Linked DNA regions of Homo sapiens: region 2 is linked to region 1. A link is a loop called in an ENCODE intact Hi-C map of the cell type or tissue named here. Cell type or tissue: dorsolateral prefrontal cortex. All regions are shown on one strand. Each heading gives the region's core, and the rest is flanking DNA. Links, peaks and the distances in the headings are about the cores only.

What was found. Peaks named below come from ENCODE experiments on the same cell type or tissue, not always from the same donor. Only the 100,000 strongest peaks of a DNase experiment are listed, where the experiment ranks them.
Region 2: it touches region 1 in a loop (2.2-fold over the local background); 3 of 110 quality-filtered maps call a loop at or near these places.

Annotation. Positions count from the first base shown.
Region 1 is chr14:85,975,984-85,983,224 of GRCh38, forward strand. All of the region lies in intron 1 of LINC02328 (long intergenic non-protein coding RNA 2328), which reads left to right. Among named protein-coding and RNA genes, the nearest start is that of LINC02328, 45 kb to the left of the region's middle. In dorsolateral prefrontal cortex, for the core only: a CTCF peak has its summit at 3,053 (motif pointing left); no DNase peak of the experiment used is centred there; H3K27ac peaks cover 1,232 bases.
Region 2 is chr14:85,853,549-85,860,789 of GRCh38, forward strand. No RefSeq gene overlaps it. Among named protein-coding and RNA genes, the nearest start is that of LINC02328, 78 kb to the right of the region's middle. In dorsolateral prefrontal cortex, for the core only: CTCF peaks have their summits at 3,084 and 3,290; no DNase peak of the experiment used is centred there.

The sequences.
Region 1 (7,241 bases), core at 1,003-6,002:
TCATAAAGTTTCCCAATAAAATTGTGCCAGGGAGAATTTTGGATGCAAGTAATAGAAAACCTTGCCTAGGGTGTCTTAAGCAATAACAACAGTTAATTATCTTAAATAAAAGGAAGCCTGGAGGTTGGCAATACAGGGTTAGTACAGCTCAATATTTTTACCAAGAGCATTTTTCTACTCCAGTGTCTGCAGCTTGTTGCTTTTTTGATCACAGGCATATTGAAATATGGTTTCCAGATGGCTGCAACACCTCCAGACATCATGACTTCATTCAAAGCCAATAATCATAGGAGATGTTGATAAAAATGGGTTTTTCCACAAGTTATTATTTTTCCTTTTTGTTTTTTCCAGCAAATGAAAGAAACAATTCCCTGAAGACTTTTCAGGAAACTTGATTATAGACTCAATGGCAAGAAATAAGTGATATGGCCACAGCTAGCTGCAAAAGTCTGGCAAAGAAAGATGAAGTCTATATGCTTAGATAGTCATTATTTATCTTTGGGATTGAGCACGTAATTCTTCTAAACGCAATTAGTGTATGTTAGCCAGGAAAAAATGAGTAGAATGGCTATTGGTTAAGAACTGAAATGTGTGTGGCAGAAATCTATTACATTAATGCAGTACACAGGGGATATTATATGATGATAGAATAATATATCAAAATGTGGATACAAACAAACTATATAATGCTAAAATGCACTTACTAAATAAATGAAGGTAAATTAAAATGGTGCTCAACATTCATTCATTTATTCATTCATTTGATGATTAATTACTGTTTACTATATATCAGTTATTATGCTAAATCCTCAGTGTATATTGTATTGTCAATGAAATGGTCTCTGCCCTACAGAAGCTGAAATTGAATGGTTGCCCCAGTAAAAATTGAATAAACTCTAGGAAATCTAGAATACTTTTATGTCTCTGGTGGCATTTAAAACAGAATCAGTCTCCTTGGAGATCAATCCTCAAACTTTTAATGGCGTGTGTAAAACTAGAAGGTCAATTCTATGAACATATTTCAATCTTTCAAAATTGTATACGATCATTTAATGAACAATTAGAAGCAACCAGGTATCTAATAGCAAGTGCATGGCTTATTCAACCATACTTTTCAATGCATTAAAATTCAAAAAGGGCATTAAAAGGTATGGTTTTGGACTATAAGCTTATATAGAAATTTGTAGGTGAAATAACAACATGAAAAGAAGATAAAAACAATATATTGAAACTGACTACAATCTTACTGATCACAGGTCTGAGTACAAGTTTTTACTACTTACATCATAACTCCTCTTATGGACCATCATCAATACCTAATCTGGAAAATTTCCCCTGCTCCTTGTCATATATTCAAAATTAATAGATATTTTTTCTCTTAACACTAATAAGTTTTTAATTACTTCCTATCTTATCTGTTATCACAATGAATCAAATTAGTTAGGTATGCTTATGTATCTGGTTTTTCAACACCTATTTAAGGGAAGAAACAATAGGCCATTCATCTTTATATTTCTGGGACCAGAGACATAGCACTTTTGTGTCCTCAATATCCCCAAATATGACTATCACAGGGAAGGTGCCCACAAAATGTTTGCTGAATGAATCTAGTTAAGTCCTCAATAAATACCAGCTGAGTGAATGAATGGAACTTCATAGAACTATAATCATATTGATGATCTGCATTACATTTCAAATTGTTTAATACAATTTAACATTCATGATATGCACTTTTTCAGGTAAAATGTAACACCTTGACTATTGTACATTAGGATGTTCTTGAAATGTGAAATCTAAATAAATATGTATACAAATTTGGTATCTCTTTTCGTGGCAGCTCTCCTTGGCTGAGATTTCTGGATCCCCTGTGGGATCTACTGAACTCAGTATCACACGTAACTTAGCTTTGTTTGATTCAACCTGCCACACAGTTCACCAGCCTGGATCTTGTTGATGTAGCTCATTATCCATAAATCACTACCTGCATTGTCTAATTTAAGATCCAGGGTAACTGCATACTTGTGTTTTGTTGTTGTTTCTTTTTTTGGGGGGAGAGGAATTTACATGAAAGCAGAACAGAGAGTACCATGATTATACACTAAATAGAATAAGAGAACAGAGTATCATTACTTTTTATTCTCTCATTCTTTTCCTCTCAACAGATTACCCACAAAGTACTGTTCACTGATTTTGTCTCCTTACCAACATTACAAAATTATGTGTTTTATTTAAATATGCCACCAGCAAATCATCTGAGCATTCCGCTTGAATTAACACCAGGTTTATACACACAAAAAGAATAATGAATGGATGGTTCAAATAAAGAAGGTGTGCATACGTGTTTTGCTAGGGTCTCTGAAATTAACCTGAAGTAGCCTGGATCTCTGTTTCAAAGTGTTAATTACAGTGCCAGGGCATTTCTATTTTTTTTCTTCTTTTTGTGGAGGTTTTGATGTTTTCTCCAATAAGGACAACTATCTAGATTGCTTTAAGTGAATGTTCTTAAAAGCTGCTGGCAAAGATAGACAAATCTAGAAAGCCTTGATGTTGCATAAACAATATTATTTTCATTACATGTATTTCTACACATTCCCATGAAAAATTAAATTTTGGCTCCTTCTGAGAGCCAAAGGTGAGTGTGTGTGAAGTGAGGGAGATTTATATGAAAGGACACAATGCAAAAGATGAAAATAATTCTATCCTCTTTCCCTTAGACAAATGGTTTGGGTTTAACTGCCCTTGTTTTTGTTGGATGTGAATATGTTAATCTTCTTTTTCAAAACATACAGACTTACGGAAATGGAAGTGAACATCTGTTCAACTGTCAAGTCACCAGCTAAATTCAAGTCTGAGAAAAGAAGACAATCTGTTTAAATGAAACTTTGTGTGAATGAAGGCCAGAGTTTTTGGCACTTGTGTTTGCAAAAAAAAAAAAAAAGAAAAAAATTTTAAACAATTGTTACTAAAAAAAAAAATCTTTTTCTAGGATGACCTTTGTTTGTTTAAACTGTTGGAAAATCAATATTTAAAATGAAATCTAGAAACTGAAGTGTGCCCTCTGCAGGATCACCAGAATGATGGGAAAACTGAACACAATCAACTCATGAACTCCCCAAGGTCAGAGGTTTGGTCTAATTCAATAACTAATATCTAGAAGGTATTCTAGAAAAATGCATGTTAACAGAGTGAGCAAAAGTAACAGTCAAAGAAACCCAGGAATCACATTTCATGCCTATATTAGTCTGTTCTCACACTGCTAGTAAAGACATAACTGAGACTGGGTAATTTATAAAGGAAAGATGTGTAATTAATTCATAGTTCCACATGGCTGGGGAGGCCTCATCATCATGGCAGAAGGCAAAAATGAAGCAAGACACGTCTTACATGGCAGCAGGCAAGACAGCGTGTGCAGGGGAACTGCCCTTTATAAAACCATCACATCTCATGAGACTTACTATCACAAAAACAGCATGGAAAAACTCCCTCCCATGAGTCAGTTACCTCCCACCAGATCCCGCCCATGACACATGAGGATTATGGGGGCTACAATTCAAGATGAGATTTGGGTGCAGACACAGCCAAATCATATCATATCCTCTGTTTTCCAAAGATCTTATATAATTTAGTTCTACTTTAGAAAAATTAATCCAATGATAGTTGGCAGTATATACAGTTGTGTAAAAGATGGGTAATTTTTTGCATACTCGTAAGAGTTCAGAAAATTAAGATATAAGCTATTGGTTAAGAGAGGGAATAGCCTCTCTCATTATGACAAAAATTAATAGTTGATTATTTTTTTCATATATGATAAAAATCTTAGTCCATATGTGTTTCAATTTAAAAGACATGAGAAGATAATATGATTTTTCCTCCAAAGTTGACTGGTTGGCTATTAGACTGCAAATCTCATAATATAATTACCTTGGTGGAAACATAGTAATTTAAATATTGGACATTAGATTTGCAGGTGCAGGAAATCAATTGTGTCAATATACAAAAATTTTATTATACTATTACAATGATTCACACTAAAAATATTTGGCGGGGATTGATATATAAATATACATGGCAATGTATTAATTTATAATGGTGGTGATTTCTCTAACTACCTTCACCCCAGCTATATATCATATAGTCATAGTTGGAAACCACCGAGGAGGGTCACTCCAGCTGAGAGAGTCAAACTGTCAAGTCCCTACACTCTGACATCACCCTGCTCAAAAGGGTTCTCCATCTGCCGTTGCTCTCTTTTCTATCGGTCAATGCCTCATGTATAAGGAAACATGATCTTCTATCATTTACTGTACTGTTCTTCTCAATGTTCTGCACTTGCTTTTTTTGGACTCAGCTGTCTACCATATCCTCATCTTCAAAACTTTCCCACAGTATTTTCTAGAACTATCCATCTAGAATAATAATAATAATAATAAAACCTATCTTCAACTTCTACATTGCCTGCCATAAGTGAAACTTGACTCATCTGAAGATATCACCTGTACTGTTTCCCTCTTAATGCTGGTTGCTTATTTTCGGACACACACACACACCCCTGGATGGTGAGGTGGTATTTCTGAACTCCCTAAACTGCAGTGGCACTTCTAGCAATGAGACACCATTCTCTTGTAAAACTAACAAAAAACACATGCACATACTGTATTGGTTTGTTTTCAAATTGCTATAAAGAAATACCTGAGACTGGGTAATTTATTAAAAAAAAAAAAAGAGGTTTCATTGGCTCACGGTTCTGTAGCCTGTATAGGAAGCACAGCAGCTTTTGCTTCTAGGGAGGCCTCAGGAAACTTACAATCATGGTGGAAAGCAAAGCGGAAGCAGGCACATCTTATATGGCTGGAGTAGGAGCAAGGTGGTACAGATGGAGCCACATACATGTAAACAGCCAGATCTCTTGAGAACTCATTCACCATACAGTACCAAGAAGGGATGGTGCTAAACCATTCATGAGAACTCTGCCTCCATGATCCAGTCCCCACGTCCAAAAATTTGACTTAAGATTTGGTGGGACACTAATCCAACTCACCTACACACACACACACACACTCTCACACTAAACACATTTGAGATTCATTTGAGATTCATGAAATTTCACTATACAATTCCAACTGCTTTCTTACTGCTATCATCTAACTTCTGGTAATTGGTTCACTAACATATCTTCATCCAAATTCTGTCACTGCCATCCTTCATGACGTATGAACCCTCTATGCTTAACATACTTGTCTCCGAAGAATCTGTCCTCTGCCCTGTCGTACATCCGTATCTCTCACACTATGAATTTTGTTATAAATGCAGATTATCTCTACTACAGAATTGCTAATTCAGTTATTACACTCTCTGAGTACAACTTGCTTTCCTAGCTATGGTCATTTCTGTACTTCAGTGAGAGTCCCAGTTCATGGCATTTCCAAATTCGTAGAGTTCTTTAGGCGTCTCATTTTTGTTATCAACATTACTTTCTAATCATAAATCTTGTTCAGAATTTCTTGTTAACAACTTCTTTTCATCATTATATCAAAAGTGTCAATTCTTCTCCGCGTATTTTCAAACTTGAACTCAGCCTCCCAGTTCCCAGCCAAAGAACAATCTTATCTCTTCACATAGAAAATATGATATCACCCTCAATTTCTGCTTCCACCTATACAAACCTATCTACACTTACCTCTATTTTGTCCTGCTTCCTTCTGCTTAAGCATAGGTACTTGGGGACTGTTTCCTCTCACATTCAAAGAAATCTTTTCTTATGTGAGTTCTCCATTATCTCCTATCTATTCGTCAACATTCTCACATTAAGATCCTAATTGTTCCAAGGAAAATGTTTCTGCTTTTTTAGCTTTATGGATTTTCTACGTTGATTCATTTTCATGTAAATAGAAAGTGTGGGCTAAACTTTTATCTACCTTATTGAATATTAAGTAAACTAAAATGCTTAAAAAGCGATTTTTCATACCGAAGAACTAAACTTTTCTCTGTACTTGGACACTTTGATAAATCATAATTGGTAGTTTACAGATGGGAAGCTTACTTGCAAATGTTCTAAAGATGAATGCTTCCTTTTGTATGACATTTTGATATAAATTAAGATCCATGTGTTTCATATATTGCTGAAAAAAAAATAGTGTTAAAACAATACTTCCTCTGCTGAATATATGTGAAACTATATCTTTGATTAGTGATTCTGTCTCCTCTTCCACAGCAAAAAATAACCCTCAAATTTCTGTAATTCTTTCCTGCTTCCTTTGCTTCTGCTATGAATGTTTTCTTATGACACTGGAAAAAGTTTTAGTAGCTAACTATATATATTCACATACATACATATGTGTGTATATGTATATCTATATATATGTGCATATCATGTGTACATATTTATACATACACATTTATATCACAATGACAGTAGATATAGCATTATATGGCTCCTCTCCCACCTGTTATTTTAGGAGCAGCTGTAATTCTTAAATAAGCGTTTATTCTATTGATGTCCCCAGAGGTTGTCCCCATTTGCGCCCAGGAACTCATTCCTTACCCGTAATGTAGCATCTGCTGCTATTTTTGTTTCTTATTTTTCCTGTGAGGAGATGCTGCAGGAACTACAGACCCAGGAAATCAACTGTTATGACTGACTCTCAATTAAAATCAGTGCCTGCCTCTGAGCTATTGATGATTCTAAAAAGTACAGCATCCACTACCATTACTTCCTTATGTATAAGGTAGGCTATTGATCCTACTGCCATGTGCGGTAGTACTGATTCTCACAAGTTTTGGTGCTATTTCCCAGCTCTGCACATGCCACAGTAATTATCAGCATTTGCCTTAATATATGTTGGGTTGTCCCTTGAAATGAGAATTCTCATCTTCCCATTTACTATCTACTAAAAATCCAGGCCAACATCTGGCCCTTCTTGGCATAGATTGGGATTCAAAGGGCCTACCATGTATGAAGCAGATTATTGATTTTGGAGTAAGAAAGATCAATGGGAGTATATCCTGATCTCAAGAGTTTTACTACACATCATGGGAAGGAGATGTGTGAACAACTATGTGGCCATGGCTCTAATGGAAAAATGTAGAAAGTTCTGAAAGCACAAAAGAAGAGATATCTTATTCTGTCTGAGCATTACAGTTTGTCACAGAAGAGAAAGTCTTTCACTGGGTTTTAGATGGTGGAATAAATTCACTCAAGAGAGAAAAAAAAGGAAAGAAATCCCAAGCATAGAATTGTATGA
Region 2 (7,241 bases), core at 747-5,746, 120 kb before region 1:
TCTTGTTGCTAATACTAATAACACCCATATCTGAGTATCAATTATGGCCCATGCACAGCATTAGTCACCTTTATACCTAGTGCCTTTAATGTTATACCTGGTGCCTTTAATGTTCACCACAATTCCTAGTTTATGATAGTCAGATCTGGGATTTGAGCAGAAGCCTGTGATTTTTTTCTTGACATCATAATACTTTGAATGCTGGCATCCATGTCGAAAGAAAGAAAAATTGGGGTAAGAACTAGTTTGACTATAGGATTTAGTTTAGAGGTCTCATTCCTAAAATGACTGAACCTTTGAAATCTATAAATAATAATTACAGAGCTGCATTTATATGCAGAACGCTGTACTGAGCCTAGATACAGATATCGATATAGGGTTCCTCTTCAAGAAGTTAACAGCACAAATAAAATATGCAGACGTTGCATCTCGAGCTTTATATAGAAGAAAACAAGGCAAAACCATAAGGCAAAAACAAGGCACCAGAGAGCTTTGGTAAGAGATCTTTTGCTGTTTTGATTTAGTATTTCTCAAAGTTCTTGTTTGTGCAACTTCTATGGAGAACAAATCTGGAATTAATCTATTACTGAGTAGTTACACATGAGTAATATAGATTTCGCAGTAAAAACATTCCTATCATTTTGCCTTGTGAGCAAATACTAGGGTTTTAACACTTGCAAATGCACCAACAAATATGAAATATGAGAAGCAGAAAAGGCATAGTAACTGGAGTATCAAATGCAACACAAGTGTAATCACTGCCAGGTTGTAATTTACCTTATTTAGATCCACGGTGAGTCAATGGAGTTTTAGGGAAGCTTCTCTGAGTCTCCTAATACAGACACTACTACTACAGTCTATTTTACCTGAAACAACTCCCTTCCTCAACACACAGCCTCCCTCCCACTACCCACATTATTTTACATTATCTCTGTTGAACTTAACCACCAACTGAAACTGTATTAAAATTTCATTGAATTTGCAGCATCTTTAATTATAAGACATTTCCTTATTTTGAGTACACTTAAAATCACCAATTACATTATATTCTTTTATTATTTAAGTTTTTAAATTTTATTTTGAAAAATCTTTCCAACTTGATTATGTTTTAAACATAAGTAAAATAAATATATATTTATTTCCAGAATATCATCATCTTGTGCCATTACAGCATTAAAGAGATAAAATTTCTTTTTATAAAAGGTTTCACCCTTGTCTCTGGGACTCTTTCGAAGGCCCTAATACCATTCTATAAGTGTTAAGAAAGGTGCTTTTAAAAATCTTGCCAGAAGGCATCAACAGAAGATTTTAAGACATAAACTGGGATTTATATTCTTTCTTTAAATGGTTTTTTAATGATTCATGGACTGACATGTGAAAGGGCTGAGGTTGTCTCTTTATGCCATCAAAAATAACAGCCAAGGTAACATATACATAGGTCATAACACATTACCACTGCAACCTGGGCTACTATAAATAAAAGAAGGTATTCCAATTTCAGAGATGTTAAAATTAGCAGAGAAAATGAAATACAATATTATTAAGTTTTCAACATGTGTAGTTTCTTTCTCATCCCACTGCAATATAGCTCCTTGAGGGTGGGGCTCTATCTTTAATTTTTATCCATGCATTAGGTAGAATATTTCTCAATACATACATTAAATGCACACTTTTAAAATTAAGGACGAATACAAGCTGAACACACTTGAAAGCCTTACAGGAATGTGGAACTATGGAGTACTTCAGTAAACAAGGGCCTTTTTAACCAGAAAGACTTCTAACTCCCTAACCTACTCTGACACTGGCTATGTGACATGGCATAAATGTTGAAACATGTTAAACTTCAAAGTGGAAATAAAAACACATACCTTGTGGGTGATGATTTGTATGAGTTTTGACAGAGTATAGGGTAAACCTCTGTACAGGGTCTAAAGGTAGTTTCTGCTAAAGAGGAAGCATATGCCTTTCTCATCACTTTCTATCTACAACTAATTGCAGCACCATGATCAGAATTCTTGTTGTGATGAGCTTTTTCCAGACCCTCACAATCTACACGATGGTGAAGGAGAAACCTGAAAAAAAAAATTGATCTCTTTGATTTTCCACATCTGGAGTTTGCTTTCTTCCTCTCCTCCATTCTAGTAGCTGAAACCAGGGTGGGGGCGGTGGGGGAGGGAAGAAAAAAAGATAGTTCTAAGAGGCAGGGCACAGTAAAGACAGAAAAAAAAAACCCTAATTTATTCATTCTCTACAACTTGAAATAGAAAGTATATTGTTATTATTTTGATGAGTTGTAAGTTTGTGAGGTCTCATCACAGATAATTCCCCAAATCCTTGCTTTGAAGCTATCAGTGTCATGCTGCAACTGCTTCTCTGAAGAAAGGAGTCAGATGGAATTAAAGTTTGGAAAGAAGAGTTAGTCTTTATATTGCAATTTTCACCTTGTGCCTGGCAGCTTATAGCAGCTCAAAAGAAGTCCTACGGAGCCAGTAATCAAGAATGAAGCTGAGTAGGCTTTCAAATTAAACCAGATTTTAGGTAGGAAATTAAGGCACAGAATGTGATGGCATTCCATGCAACTCAAAGAAAGATTCAGTGCTGGATGTAGCATGTGAAACAATTTTCAGGTTTTATTACCTAACTACTTGATAATTAGTCACTGTCTCCAATGCATTATTTATATGTACATGTTTAACTTGCCAATATATCTCATTATAACTTGTAAAATTTTACCAATGTGCTTGGAAAGAATAATATATGTATTAAATATTTTATAGCACTCTTATTTTCCCACTGATAACTACTTCAGAAACAAATAGGAAAGAAATTAAAAGTCTTATTTAATATAAGTTGGAAACAAGCAAAGGGACTCCTATGATTGAGCCAAAGTGAGTTCAACATTATATACCATAATATGTGAAGGAGACTGTGAATTCAGTAGAGTGTTCTAAAACCATAAAGGTAAAATAAATGAAAATATTTCATTTAAATGTTGAAACCTTCAAGAATAGAAAGCATGTCAGTAATCTCAAGAGAATAGATGTCAATGTTGCAGCTTTCAAGGAACTAGATAGATGGCAGTATTGTTAGAGCATGTCTATGACATTTATTTTTAATGGCTAGAAGGGATTTTAGTTCCAAACTGAGAAATAGTCTTCAAATAATTCACTAGTTTGTGTTTAATTCCACATTTGGCTTGAAATATTCTATAAATTGCATACCATAAAGGTGCGTGTTTATAAGTGAGAAGTGTCTTTTCATACATAAATATTGCTTTTCCCAAACTTAATTCTGTCATACAAATATTTTGAAAAGCTTTTGTTGATTTTCCACCATCCTTTGCAGTCCTCAAGTCATGGTGGTCTCAAAATCCAGGCCATTTAAGTGCCTGCTTTATTTTTACCTAACACATTGGACCACGCACAGTCTAATGATGTCAGAGAATAGACTAGATTCATGTCTTATATCAAAATAAACTCTTTAAAAGAATAGGAGTTAGATTTTAAAAAGAAAAATTACAACTTTCCATATCTTTTTTCTTTAATGTCTTTCTATAACTCATAAAACCATGAACCAATTTGAATGTTTAGCTTCCCTTCTGGTTTGATTTCTTTCATGCCAAGTGATACTCGAGGGAGCATTTCACCTGGTGCTATAATGGGAAACTTGGCAGACCTTAATATATCACTGCACTGTTTTCCTCAATTATATACTTTTTTCCGTGTGTTTTTTGGACATATTTCAGATGGTCTTGACCATTAATTCTCTGTAAATGAATATTCTTCAGAAAGTTACTTTTAAATATCCTTGCATAGCAATTTTATAGCCCCATGATAGACCTTATTACCAAGATAGACAAAATTACTGGTTAGTTAGTGTATAAAGATGTTATATAGAGATGAAGCTTGTTGAAATTACTTGATATGGATATGCTAGTTAAAACAAACAATTGAATTTTCCATTCTCTGTCTACTTTTTAACTTAATTCTTGAAGGGCTTTGAACAGTAGAGTGACATATATTTTGAAAGACAGGACAAGACAGACTATCTAAGGAAATAGCCAATGTTGACTTAAAGTCTGATATGGTTAGGCTATGTCCCCACCCAAATCTCATCTTCAGTTGTAACTCCCACAATTCCCATGTGTCATGGGAGGAACCCAGTGAGATTGAATTATGGGGACTGGTCTTTCCTGCGTTGTTCTCATGATAGTAAATGAGTCTCACAGGATCTGATGGTTTGAAAATGGGAAACCCGTTTTGCTTGGCTTTCATTCTCTCTCTTGCCTGTTGCCATGTAAGACGTTCCTTTCACCTTCCACCATGATTGTAAGGCCTCCCCAGACACGTGAAACTATAAGTCCAATAAACTGCTTTCTTTTGTAAATTGCCCAGTCTTGAGTATGTCTTTATCGGCAGTGTGAAATGGACTAATACAAAGTCCTATGATAGATAATGAATAATGGTTAATGTGAGATTTTTTTTTTTTTTCGAAGTCTCACTCTTGTCACCCATGTCACCCAGGCTGGAATGCAATGGCGCAGTCTTGGCTCACTGCAACCTCCGCCTCCCAGACTCAAGTGATTCTCCTGCCTCAGCCTCCCGAGTAGCTGGGATTACAGGTGCCTGCCACCATGCCTGGCTAATTTTTGTATTTTTAGTAGAGATGGGGTTTCACCACCTTGGCCAAGCTGGTCTCAAACTCCTGACCTCAGGCAGCCCACCCACCTTGGCCTCCGAAAGTGCTGAGATTACAGATCTGAGCCACCATGCCCAGCCATGAGTTTTATTCTTGGCTATTTTATATATTGTCGGCCTTATTCTATCATTCTGACATTTTTGTTCTACATCTTTATTTACTCATTTATACAGCAACTATTTTGAATATCCATTATGTGCCAGGCAGCATCTCATTTTAAGGGAGGGGAACTAACTATAATAAAACAGGGCATTTAAAATGTGTTGAAAATAATACCAAGAGAGAAATGCACACTGTATATGGAAGTCTAGAGGGAAAATAATTAACCCAGACTTCAAAATGAAGAATGATTCCCTATGAGGTAGGAGATCAGCAGAACTTGTTTTCCAATCCCCATTCACAACCCTGCTGAACAAAACAGGATGTAGCAAAGAAATAGGCTAAAACCAGCTAGGACCAAAGGTGATGGAAGCAATCTCTAGTTGCCTTTATTGCTAATTATACGTGAATTATAATGGATTAGCATGCTTCAAGACACTCCCACCAGCACTATGACAGTTTACAAATGCCATGGCAACAATCTGGAAGTCACTTTATATGGTTCCAGGAACTCCCCACCCTTTTCCAGAACGTTTGTGAAAAATCCACCCCCTAATTAGCCTATAATTAAGAGTGGGTATAAATGCAGCTAGCCAGTAATCCAAGAGTCATTCTGCTTATGGGTCATTCTGCATATGGGCTAACACTAAACTGTCCTTGGAGCAGCTATTTTGCCATCCTCTGTTGCTCTAATAAACTTTCTTTCATTGTCAGCTTGCTCTTCAATTCTTTCCTCAGCGAATCCAAGAACCTCCTTGGGCTAAGCCCCAATTTTGGGGTTTATTTGCAACATCCATGAGAAGTGACAGTCACACTGAAATTTAATGTCCGAATAACAGTTAGGACTAAAGATAATTAGCACGGGGGATATTTTAAGCACATGTAGGACCTTTTTCAGTAAAATAATTATGGATCAAGGGGATGGAAGGGTGTGTTTCAGAATATTTTGTTCTGCTCTTTTAACTGTCAGTCAATTTATTTTGGTCATCTTCATAGTTATCAACTAATCCTGCAAATTCTAAATGCCTCTCAACTGCCCTTGGATATGTGTATAATAGAATACGATTAATTCTTATTTAACACTGCCTGTGACATTTTCTGCCTTTTGAGGAAGGAAGAAAGGTGTCAAATTTATTTTGTTGGCAAATAATTTTGTATTACTCTGTACAAAGAGATTGGTGGGTAGTAGAAAGGAAAGGTTAAATCTGCAATCTTTCACTATTTCTTCAATGCTGTTAAACTAAGAAAAAATTTAAAGCACATTAGAAAGGTAAAGATAGGCTCAGAGATCTGATCAATAGAAAGCTAAGAAGCAAGGCAAAATAAAGAAAGGGAGATGGGGTTTATGGGAGTTTTAAACAGGAGAAGAGGCTAAGCAATTTGGATAGGTGGCCAAAGCCATTTAAGAATAGCAATAGCTATTGTTTAATTTGGATTTGTTTGGGTTTTGTGATTATATACCTTAACATGGCCATAAATCTTAAACAAGGACGTGAAATGCACAGATGTCTGGCTTTTGAGGAGAAACAAAGAGTAGAGTTGATTGCACAGGTGGTTTAGTGTGGAACAGAGCAAAGAGAAGGGAAGAAACCAGTGGATAAAGTGATGTTCTGTGGAGGACATCAGGCTGTTCCAAGGATATGGCTCAAAGGACTGAAGACAGTTTGGTACAAATATCAAAGGCAGGATGTCTTCCACTGACATCTGGTTGGCACAGAACATTTGAAGAAATAGCATGCAAAGTTTTTCTGTATGTAAGACAACACTGTAAATTCAACTTCCAATTTTTTTGTGCTATCAGCAGCAATAATCTCAAATCGTTAATCTACATTACATTTTTTTTAAAAAATTTGGTTTTAAAAGTATTTTTCATTTGATTTAACTTTTTAATTATATCTTGCTCAGGCTTACATTAAAAGCACAGACTAGACAAGCAATAGGAAAAGAGAGCTAAGATTTTTACAAAGTGTATATTATCTTAATGTATGTAACTGAAAATGACTGCATTTTGAATACTATATTTTATTTTTATATATTCAAACAGTTGTTTTTGCTTAAAATATCTTTGATCAGTCATCCCACACACTTACTGAAACCAACTAAATATATATATTTTGTTTTTTCTACTATTAGATAAGTGTTAATATTCCCTAAACAGTTCTTATGATTGCAAGCTACAAGTATGCAAAAAGCAAGTACAACGACTATAAATCTTACCCTTATGAATGTGTAGAAAATAATTCCTAAACAGCTGAAAATACAGTTCATTATTGTGCTGCACTTTTGTGCCTGTTTGTAACTTTCTTAGGGCTACAGAAATATAAACAAATTTTTGTGTCTTGTTACTTAAAAAACAAACACTGGGCTTTGGTTCTTGTAGGAATATTGCTTAGTCTTTGTACTGTGATACCACTGAAGTCTAGGTTCCTAAAAACCTAACAAGA